Regions from separate parts of the Homo sapiens genome. Here region 2 is linked to region 1. Evidence: read pairs that join two places in POLR2A ChIA-PET (ENCODE). Cell type or tissue: CD4-positive, alpha-beta T cell. All regions are shown on one strand. Region 1 overlaps SNRK (SNF related kinase). Region 2 overlaps ANO10 (anoctamin 10).

Region 1 (5,000 bases):
CATACTGTTAACGTTGGGTATATTGTGTTTTATTTAACCATCTCCTTATTGTAGACCTTTAGATGATTTGATTTTCTTTTGCATGTATAAATATCACTGAACATTGTTGAATATAAATATTTGTCCTCACCTTTCTTTGAGACATGAATCTAGTAGTAAGTTTATAGTCAAGGATATTAATTATTTTAAGGCTTTTGAGACAGATTGAGTATCTCTTGTCTAAAATGCCTAGCATCAGAAGTGTTTTGAATTTTGTCAGATTTTGTAACATTTGCAATATACATAATGATGGGACCCAAGTCTAAACATGAAATTAATTTCTGTTTCATTTATACCTATACATATATGCTAAAGGTAATTTTATACCCCATTTTTAATAATTTTATGCATGAAACAAAGTTATTACTGCATTTCCTCTCAAAAACTAATAGAAACTGTGATTGGTCACATGAGGGTTTTTTTTAACTTGTGGTGTCTTGTTGGCACTGAAAGTTTCAGATTTTGGAGCATTTTGGATTTCGTATTTTCACCTTAGGGATGCTCAACCTGTACACATATTGCCAAATTGTTTTTCAGAAAGGTAGCTTGCTTGCAGTCCCACCAGTGTAAGAGAATTCCTGGAATGAGCCTGTCTTTGAGTCAAAGTCAGTGAAATGTTAGGTGCCAGTATTTTGGTTTATTGATTAGTTTTTTTTTTTTTCTGTTCCACAATTCTTTTTTTGACCATTTTTTAATGATCACTTTTATCAAAATATTAGGAGGAATAAAAAGATGGTAGGGAGTTAAAGTGAGTTTTGACAGTGTTAATAAAAGCTTTAGATCAGAGATTTAGATTATTAAAATTCTCCATAACTTAATATTCTGTTTTCCTGGGCACAATAAGTAATTGTGGGTTGGCTTTATTTATTTTGGAGTAATTTCTATACACCCAGCTTTTGTTTAAGTCATTACTTATTATGTGAACACTTAATGCTGGAGTTGTCACCATACTAATTTTTAAGTCCTACTTACACGTAGGCAGAAATGATGACATGCTTAGCATTTTTCATCACTTTGACCAAGAGGCAGAATCTGTTTAGGAATTTCATCTGTGTTGCTGGTCCAGGTCTTGTGGCTTGGATGTTAATCTCTTCCTCTCTACAAATACTAAGTACTGTACATCAGTTAATGATTTGCCTAACTCCTGAGTACATTCAGATTACTTGATATATGTTGGACTGCAGCTTGTTTTACTTAGAGCAAATAAAGATTACTTAAACCAGTACTTCAAGGATTCTGCATTGGCAACCAAATCATTGCCTCAAGAAACTGGAACAGGCTTCTCACCATGACATTCCTAGTCCCCTCAGCGGCCCCTAGCCCATCAAATTGATGAAAACGAAGAACATACTTTAGTAAGCAGCTACCTTGTCTTGGAAAATGCTTTCTTAGAGACTCAGGAGTACAAATTGCTGGAAAGAACATTTCTAATAATAAATGACTTTAATCTGTTAATTTGTAGATCCCATCTTGATTCCATCCAGTGATTGCAGACTGGTAACTGCATAACCACATAGTAATACAACCAATCCAGTGAAAAACTCTGAATTCTTTTACAACTTAGGGCCTATTGACCTGTTTATGGTTCTTATCTTTGGTTTATAGCTTATATTAATAACTCCTAGGAGGAGGCATGCTGTCCTTAAAAAGTGAAATATTGTTTACTTTTTTTTTGTTTTGAGACTGAGTCTCACTCTTTTGCTCAGGCTGGAGTGCAGTGGCGTGATCTCTGCTCACTGCAACCTCCACCTCCTGTGGTCAAGCGATTCTCCTGCCTCAGCCTTCCGAGTAGCTGGGACTACAGGCCCATGCCACCACGCCCAGCTAATTTTTGTATTTTTAATAGAGATGGGGTTTCAACATGTTGGCCAGGCTGGTCTCAAACTCCTGACCTCAAGTAATCTATCCGCTTTGGCCTCCCAAAATGCTGGATTACAGGTGTGAGCCACCACGCCTGGCCAAAATATTATTTACTTTGAATAAAGAAAACAGCAGTGGTGACTGCATGATAGGGTTGTGTTTATTTTGCTTGACTTAAAGGTTATTCCTGGAAGACTTAGTTTACTGTCTTCCTTTCAGCCTATACCATTTTTAAAATTTTAGCAGTAAAATCAGGTTGGTAATATCATTGAGAGAGTGTTAATTCCTTTACTTAAGTTGGTTTTTCTATAGATGTACAATTTGGTCTACTGTTTCTCAGGAAGGATTACAGTTTTCATTTCTTGGTATGTGTAAAATATACCAGATAATTTATATGTATGAGAAGCTTAAATGCAGTTTTAGTGTAGCTTTGCAAAAACTCAACTTTTAGTTGTTTGTATTAGATGGATATACTGGCATATATATATATATATATGTATATATATATATTTAAGCATTTAATATGTTTGAGAGGAATATTGGTCGTCTGATTTTGGAGGAAAACTTATATTCTAAATGAAATGTTTATTATAGATAAGCTATAGAAGTAGTACAATTTTTGTGCACAGCCCTTTTTGTTCAACTCCTCTACTTTCTCATGCCATGGATTGGTTCACAGTGGTATCCAGGCAGAGCTGCCTTTGTTGAGCATACTGTTTTGTCCCTACCTCTCTCTAAGAGGTGTGAGGAAGAGGCATTTGTTTGATGTACAGATGAGACTGCAATGGTGATGATGTTGATGAAAACCTAAAAGTGAGTTTTAACAAGAATAACAGGGTGAATTCCAAATTGATAGTAGGTTTAACAGAAGCTGGTTCTACAACTGTTTTCAGCAGCTTGCAAAACGTGTGTAGGGCCACCCACACTTCCTTCCTCTTCTCCAGCCACACCCACATGCTTCAGTTGCTTCTGCTGTCTTCAGTAGGAGAACATCAGTATATTCTTGCAGCACATAACAGTACTTGTTTCTCAGACATAAGTTTTTATATTATGAGCACTCTTGGCAAGTTGGCCTATTTCATTTAGGTCCAGCCTAGTTATATGCCTGTGCTAAATAAAAAGGTTGCTCTAGAATGGCCTATCTAGTGGTTGCTGTGTAAAGACATGTTATCTTAGCTGTATAGTCATTTAAAATATTGATCTAGAAGAACTTAGTGCATGGGAAAATGTTCAGTTTATAAAATAGAGGAAAAAGTAGTTATCAAACTTCATGTCGAAAATCTTAGCTTTGTAAAGAACTGTTAAGTATAGAGGATGTACACTCGGACCTGATGAGAAGTCATCATAGATGAGCGTATAGGTGATTTTTACTTTCTTCTTTGTGCTTTTATGCATTTTCTAAACTTTCTAAAGTGAAAGTCTTGTATTAACTTTTCCAGCTTGTTTTTTGGAGAGAAGTATTGTGAAAATAGTTACAAATCTCTTTTTACCCTGACATCCCCCCAAGCCCGTAAGTATTATCCCCATTTTATTTTTTAAAATTGTGTCTGGCCATATATTATGAATAGAAAATAATTTGAAAGAATCTATACCAAAATGTAAAGCGATGTTATCATAAAGGGTGGGATAATGGATTTTTTTTTCAAAATTCCTCCCCCCCTTTTTTACTAGTCTGTATGTTCTAATTGTAGTTTTCTCCTGAATTAAACAGATTTTTCTTTCATAATTGTTTTTGAGATTTTCTGTAAGAATATATTTGATGTGAAAAAATGTAAAGGAGTATTAAGTCCTTTTTGAAAAGCTAAATTTGATAGAAAATTATATTAATATCATTTTAAAAGCAAATACTTACATTTTGTGAGATATTTTATTGAAAAACCCCCAGTCTTTGATGCCTAACTAGAGACATTATTTCCTATACCTTACAGCACTCATTTTCAATTTATTTTAGGAAACTGAACAGCAGTTCAGTTTCTGAACTGGTCTATCTTATGAAAGCAAAAGAGAGATAATAGTTTGGTGAATTCATTCGCTTGAAGTAGGGTCAGCAACTGAAAGAATTTCTGCTTGGATGGTGGGAACGTCGTCTGTAACAATGATGGTGGTGGTGGTAGCTGGTATTTACAGAATGCTTACTCTGTGCCAGGCACTATTCTAAACACTTTACCTATATTAAGTCGTTTGATCCTCACCATATCTTATGAGATTGTTTTCTTATTACTAACATTTTCTAATGAAGAAACTGACCATACAGAGAGGTGAAGGTAACTTGCTGAGTTCCTTTGGCTAGTGATTGGTGAGCTGGGATTCAAATGCAGTTGTTGGTCTTTAGAACCAGTACTTATTACTGTACTACCGCACTGCTTTGCCACAGAGACTAGGGATGAAACAGGGGCTGCTGGAAAAAGAGAAGCAGGCAAGGATAGTGGAAGGAGCTACTATATCCCTCTTGGAGCTGAAGAACCAGTCAGGTAGGCATCCCAGGGTTCATCTGTCACTAGATATGGACCTGTGCCCATGGCTTTGCCAGCCCTGTGTGTGCTGCAGAACTGTTGCTCCACATTCCCTCATTCCTGGCAGGACACTTGCTTTCATATCCAGAGGTCAACCACCTTTCCTCGTCCTTTCACCTGTCCTATCTTGTTTCCTCCATTCCCTTGCACTCCTTTTCTCCCAAGTGCATTTGAACTTTACCTGGACACCTCTCACCATTAGTGTATAGTGTAAATTATCATGTTGGCATAATGTGAATGTTTAGGCCTCTCTGTTATTCATGTAATAGTTTATTTTCATGGGAAGACCTGCAAGGCTACCTTGGTCAGTATTCCCTCATTGTGCCATGAAGTTTGGATATAAGTGATTTGCTCACATTCCTTTTGTTTGTGGTGATAGTTTCTTTGTTACTATCAAGTGACAGTCCTCGGATGATGAAGGTGCTTTGTGTGATCCCTAATGCTGGCATCATAAGTGATTTCCACTTGCCTTCTAGAGGACAGTGTGTTGTAAAGCTTGCCGTCCTTGGCTGCTATAGCGTGAGGGTTTCATGAGCCTTTAGGGGCTCCTAGAGACTGGGTGGTTTTGGTGCCAGGCTGAGCATGATT
Region 2 (5,000 bases), 180 kb after region 1:
CATTATAAGGATGGGTCAACATTTATTCAATTATCTAATGTTGGACATATAGCTCCTTCTCGGTCTTGAACCTTACACACAACATTAGCGTGAAGAACCTGTGAATTTTTTTTCTTACAGTTTCTCTCTTTGGTGTCATTCTTATAGTCAAGGTCTCCCCACCCAAAGATCAGATAAATATTCACCTATAATTCTTTCCAGTCCTTTTATGGTTTTAATTTGTTATATTCATATATTTAACTTGACTGAATTTCATTTCAGTGTGTACTTTAAAAAAGGGGAGGCTTTATCCACTCTCCCCAAATGGCTTGCCATTTGTCCCAGCAACATTTAATACCTAATCAATCATTTTTCTACTGGCAAAAAATGCCTATCACAAATTTGTGGGGGGGGTTCTTTGTTTTTGTTTTGTTTTGTTTTTGAGATGAAGTCTTGCTGTGTTGCCTAGGCTGGAGTGCAATGGCGCAACCTTGGCTCACTGCAACCTCTGCCTCCTGGGTTCAGGACAGTCTCCTGCATCAGCCTCCGGAGCAGCCGGGATTACAGGCATGTGCTACCACACCTGGCAAAGTTTTTTTTATTTTTTAGTAGAGATGGGGTTTCACCATGTTGGCCAGGCTGGTCTTGAACTCCTGACCTCGAGTGATCTGCCCACTTCAGCCTCCCAAAGTGCTGGGATTACAGGTGTGAACCACCACACCTGGCCTACAAATTTGTATGTATCTATACTTTTGACAGTTCATGGAATTTATGATCTGTTCTATTTATCTATTTATTCTGGTGCCATTATCATAATTTTTCAGTTATTGTGGCTTTATTTTCTTCAAAAATGTCCATGGCCATTATCTCATATTTATTCTATGTGATTTACTTCAGAATCATATATTTTGATACACTGTTTGCTCATATTGTCATTTTATAATGTTAACTAGTTTTACAGTATTTTTTTCTGGGTTTTACAGTATTTTTTTCTGTTAGCTTATCTACTTTCCCCCTAAAATTATCATGTATTTAATCATGTCTAAATAAAAACCAAAGGGGAACAGAAGAAAATTCCAAAAAATAATTGTTGGTAGACCTGAAGGTTGCCCCCAAGTTTTCAGTTTATCTTGGTGATATCCATGTACCCATTCTGTGAATGTTACTGAATCCTAAGGTAGAAAGAGTCTCTACCTCTTCTAGGCCTGCTTTTGATCTCCAATTAGTGGGGTCTGTAGTGGTCTACTAGCATTTGTTAAATTCATTTCTCATGTCATCCCACCAATTGTCTCAGGAAGGGAAGACATTGGCTGGTTCTTGGTGTCTTCCTGAAGTTGGTCTGTCCTTCATGTTATATCAGATAAAAACTTCTCAACACCTGTAGAATGCAACGGACACCACTTCCCTGCCAGCTCCCTGTTTTCTCCTTTTCCTTTTCTTGGTTTATGGAGTTTTCTCCTTACTTTCCTTTTTCTTTGTAGTTTTTATCGGTTTTTTCCCTTACTTCACCATCTTCCCAAGAAATCTTGAGTTAGATCACTTTGTGGAACTTAGTATGAGCAAGCTATACCACTAATAAACATTAAAATAATGAGATAGCCTAAGAGTAACTGCTCAAAGAAAATGAAGACTATCCCCGAATTCATGCATGACCATAGCATGTATTTTGAAAGAAGAAAGAAAACATAGCAAACCTTGCCAATCAATAAGCAATTTGCCGATCAATAAGTAATTTCCCTGTACTATTCAATGCAGGCAGATCTCCACAGTGGGCAGATACAAGAGTTTTTTTTTCTTTTACCATGGGTAAAATTTCTTTTATTTGAGAAAGTAATGTGTATACATAGTTTTAAAAAATAAAGACAAAGAATATACAGAAAAGATCTTCCATCCATTCCTGCTCTGCACCCCTCTACCATCTTTCAGTATTCTCCCTAGAGACAAGCCCTGTTATTTATCTACTGGTTTACAAATAGAGAAATCTTTCATTATCCCTCAAATTAAAACTGATCAGCATATTGAGATGATATGATGTTGAGAAGATACAGTATTATTGTAACTGTTAAGAAAAGCTAGAATAATATCAAAGGTATTGTAGTGGATAAAACTTAGGCAGATGCACAAAAAAGATGTACCACCTCTCCCTTTTTATTAATGAATATGAAAATAATTTATAAATTACTTACTCAAACAAACATTTACTGAGCATCTACCATATGCTAGGGACTGTCCTAAGTGGTATGGACAGAAAATGAAGCAAGACGTACTCCATCTATTACCTTCCATTTCATTTTATTAAGATAATTGTTAATAACAGCTGACGTGTTATATTTTAAGTGCTAAATCAAAATGTCATTGCATAAAAGTCATTTGCAAATCAAACGGAACAATCTGAGCACAGATCTAAAACTCGTAATGCTTCCTTGGATCCTGGACCATAATACTGTACTTGTGGTAAGCTCAGAGCAGGAGGGAATAGCCTGATGACAAATTACCCCTCATCTTAAATGTTCTAACATCCCCTATACTGTCAGTCGACCTTGGGTGTGTTCACACACAATAGCACACAGGAAGACGCGAAGGTGACGTGGCCTTCCTGTTTGGGCAAGGCATAATCTTAACATAGAAGGTGCCTGTTGCTCATTACGGGCAGAAAAAAGAGCCATTATCACTTACAATTGGACAGACCTCTTTGACTTTGGCAGGGGCCCGCCAACCTGCACACCAGAGGCACACATAGGGAGTGAGGGAGGAATGTTGAGAAGTGATTTCCCAATGGCCCATCTCTAAGGAAGTAGTCTCTGTTTTTTCAGTTCACACTTTACCACAATGCTTACCTTGTGCCAGGCCCTATTCTAAGTGCTTTTCATATATTTACTCATTTAATGCTCACAACAGCCCTATGAGGCAGAAACTACATTTATTCCCATTTGACAGATAAGGAAACTGAGGATCAGAGAGGTTACGTATCCTGGCCAAGGTCACAGAGTTAGTGAGCTGTCTATACAAGCCACATGGAGTGAGGTTCTGGAGATGGAAGTTGGGGTTAGTCAGAACAGATGCCTTAAAATGTCCTTGTCAAAGTTGCCTCTTCTATGCAAAATGATAATTCTGAAATCAGCAACCTAAAAAACAGCAGCCATCTATTATGACCTCACCACTGTGCTATGTGTTTTATAAATGAAAAGCCCAATCCTAACAAACCCTTTAAAGTAGGGACTTTAACCACCCATTTTATAGATTAAGAAATTAAGGTCTGGAAAGTAACTTCCCCTAGCTAGTGAGATCTGAAGCCAGGATCTTAGCTGTCTGACTCCAGGACCCATGCTTTTTTCATTTCACTGTAGTGACTATGTGTGAGTGAGAAATTCCAACATCATCACAATCAGAAAAATAGTGGCTCTGTCTACTCTGATGGTTTATGCTTGTGCTAACACAGGCTGTCCTCCTAGTGGGGAGAAGTCTTTGGCACAAGTAATTAATTTACATTAATGCTTAGCTCTCACTCCTATGTAGTATTCATATTTGACACAGTACAATTTTTCTCATTTTCAAACACAGATTATTCACACCATACATATGTAGCAGATAATTCAATAATAAATTGACTGTGATCAAACATTTGGCAAAAGCTTGAGAAGTCAAATAGTTTTTAAAAAGTCTGATATATCCTTAGACTTCCAAATTGTCTCCATTTTAAGGTTAGAGCATCTAAAAGCAAACCCAAGTACCTGTTTTATAATATTATAGCCCCCTACAGAAATGCCTCCACAAGTTAGGGCACTTTAGAAACTATAGTGAACCATCTGAATGGTTTTCTAAAACTATCCTTGAGGACATAGATTATTGTGTTAATCAAGGTTCCCTGATCCTTTTGTTTAATAACAGAAAAGAGGCACTACCTTTTCCTTTTCACTCGTGCATAGATTATTGTGTTAATCAAGGTTCCCTGATCCTTTTGTTTAATAACAGAAAAGAGGCACTACCTTTTCCTTTTCACTCGTGCTAACATGAAAATATAAGAGCAAGCATTAAGGCCTAATTGTATAAAAGCTGTATCATGTCTCATGTGGTAAAAACACACAGTCCCTGTTATCCCAGATGTTCTCTGAAAGTTTCTATACCTAATTATCCTATTTACATTTTAAACATTGTTGTTGCTTTCTTTTTCAAGTAGGTGAAGTTAGAAATAAAAAATAAATATTAAACTTTGATATATTTATTAATTCAGAAGTTGGTCAATCTAAAGTTCAATAATCTATGAAAAATTACCAAATTCACAGTACTCAACAATAAAAAAGAACCAGAGAAGTAAAGACCTCTAATGAAATGTGATTGGTACATCTGCCCTGAAGAGAGCTTTTTGAAAGGAAGGAAAGGAGGGAGGGAAAAAGGAAAGTTGAAGGCTGCAGACATTTCTAAGTGGATAGACTAAGTAGGAGAAAAGTTAATTACCAAATGGTTAAAGTCAAAGTGTAATACTGGGACCTGGAGACCTGGGAGACTTCTGGATTAAACAGATGAACTTACGTCTGCTCTCCCCTCCTTCTGAATCACCATAAAATGATAGCCCACAGTGCCTGGGCCTTGGAGAACCCCAGGAGATAGAGCCTAGGACCTCAGAACGGCTGCAGAAGGGCAGAAGACACTCCTTGACCCCTCTCTATCCTTCAAAGTCCCATCCCCTCTCTCATCCAGTGGAAGACACAAGACTTCCTATCAAGTGAGACTGAACTACAGGCAGCACCAGGGGCAGTAACACAATAATGAAAACGCCTTTCCACTAAAAGAGGAATTAGGAGGAAACAGAGACAAAGCAGAGATCAGAAGAAAAGTACAGAGGGATAATACTGCATTCATGAAATAAAGTACAGAATGCTATTTTCTAAAAGGAGGTGGGAACATTCAGAGAATAAAAAAGAGCTCTTGGATACTAAACTTATGATTGCTGACATTCAATAGAAGAATTGGGAAATACAGTTGAGAAAATCTCAAAATAGACAGAAGAACCCAAACAAACA

What was found. ChIA-PET counts read pairs that join two places held together with the same protein. Peaks named below come from ENCODE experiments on the same cell type or tissue, not always from the same donor. Only the 100,000 strongest peaks of a DNase experiment are listed, where the experiment ranks them.
Region 2: POLR2A ChIA-PET joins it to region 1 with 5 read pairs; 4 of 35 experiments call an interaction of 5 or more read pairs at or near these places.

Annotation. Positions count from the first base shown.
Region 1 is chr3:43,294,039-43,299,038 of GRCh38, forward strand. The region is part of intron 1 of SNRK (SNF related kinase); the gene reads left to right. Among named protein-coding and RNA genes, the nearest start is that of SNRK, 10 kb to the left of the region's middle. In CD4-positive, alpha-beta T cell, no CTCF peak of the experiment used is centred here; a DNase peak (open chromatin) is centred at 2,793; H3K4me3 peaks cover 2,357 bases; H3K27ac peaks cover 4,609 bases.
Region 2 is chr3:43,475,196-43,480,195 of GRCh38, forward strand. All of the region lies in intron 11 of ANO10 (anoctamin 10), which reads right to left. Among named protein-coding and RNA genes, the nearest start is that of SNRK-AS1, 130 kb to the left of the region's middle. RefSeq lists an enhancer at 3,552-4,124. In CD4-positive, alpha-beta T cell, no CTCF peak of the experiment used is centred here; a DNase peak (open chromatin) is centred at 2,556; H3K27ac peaks cover 2,295 bases.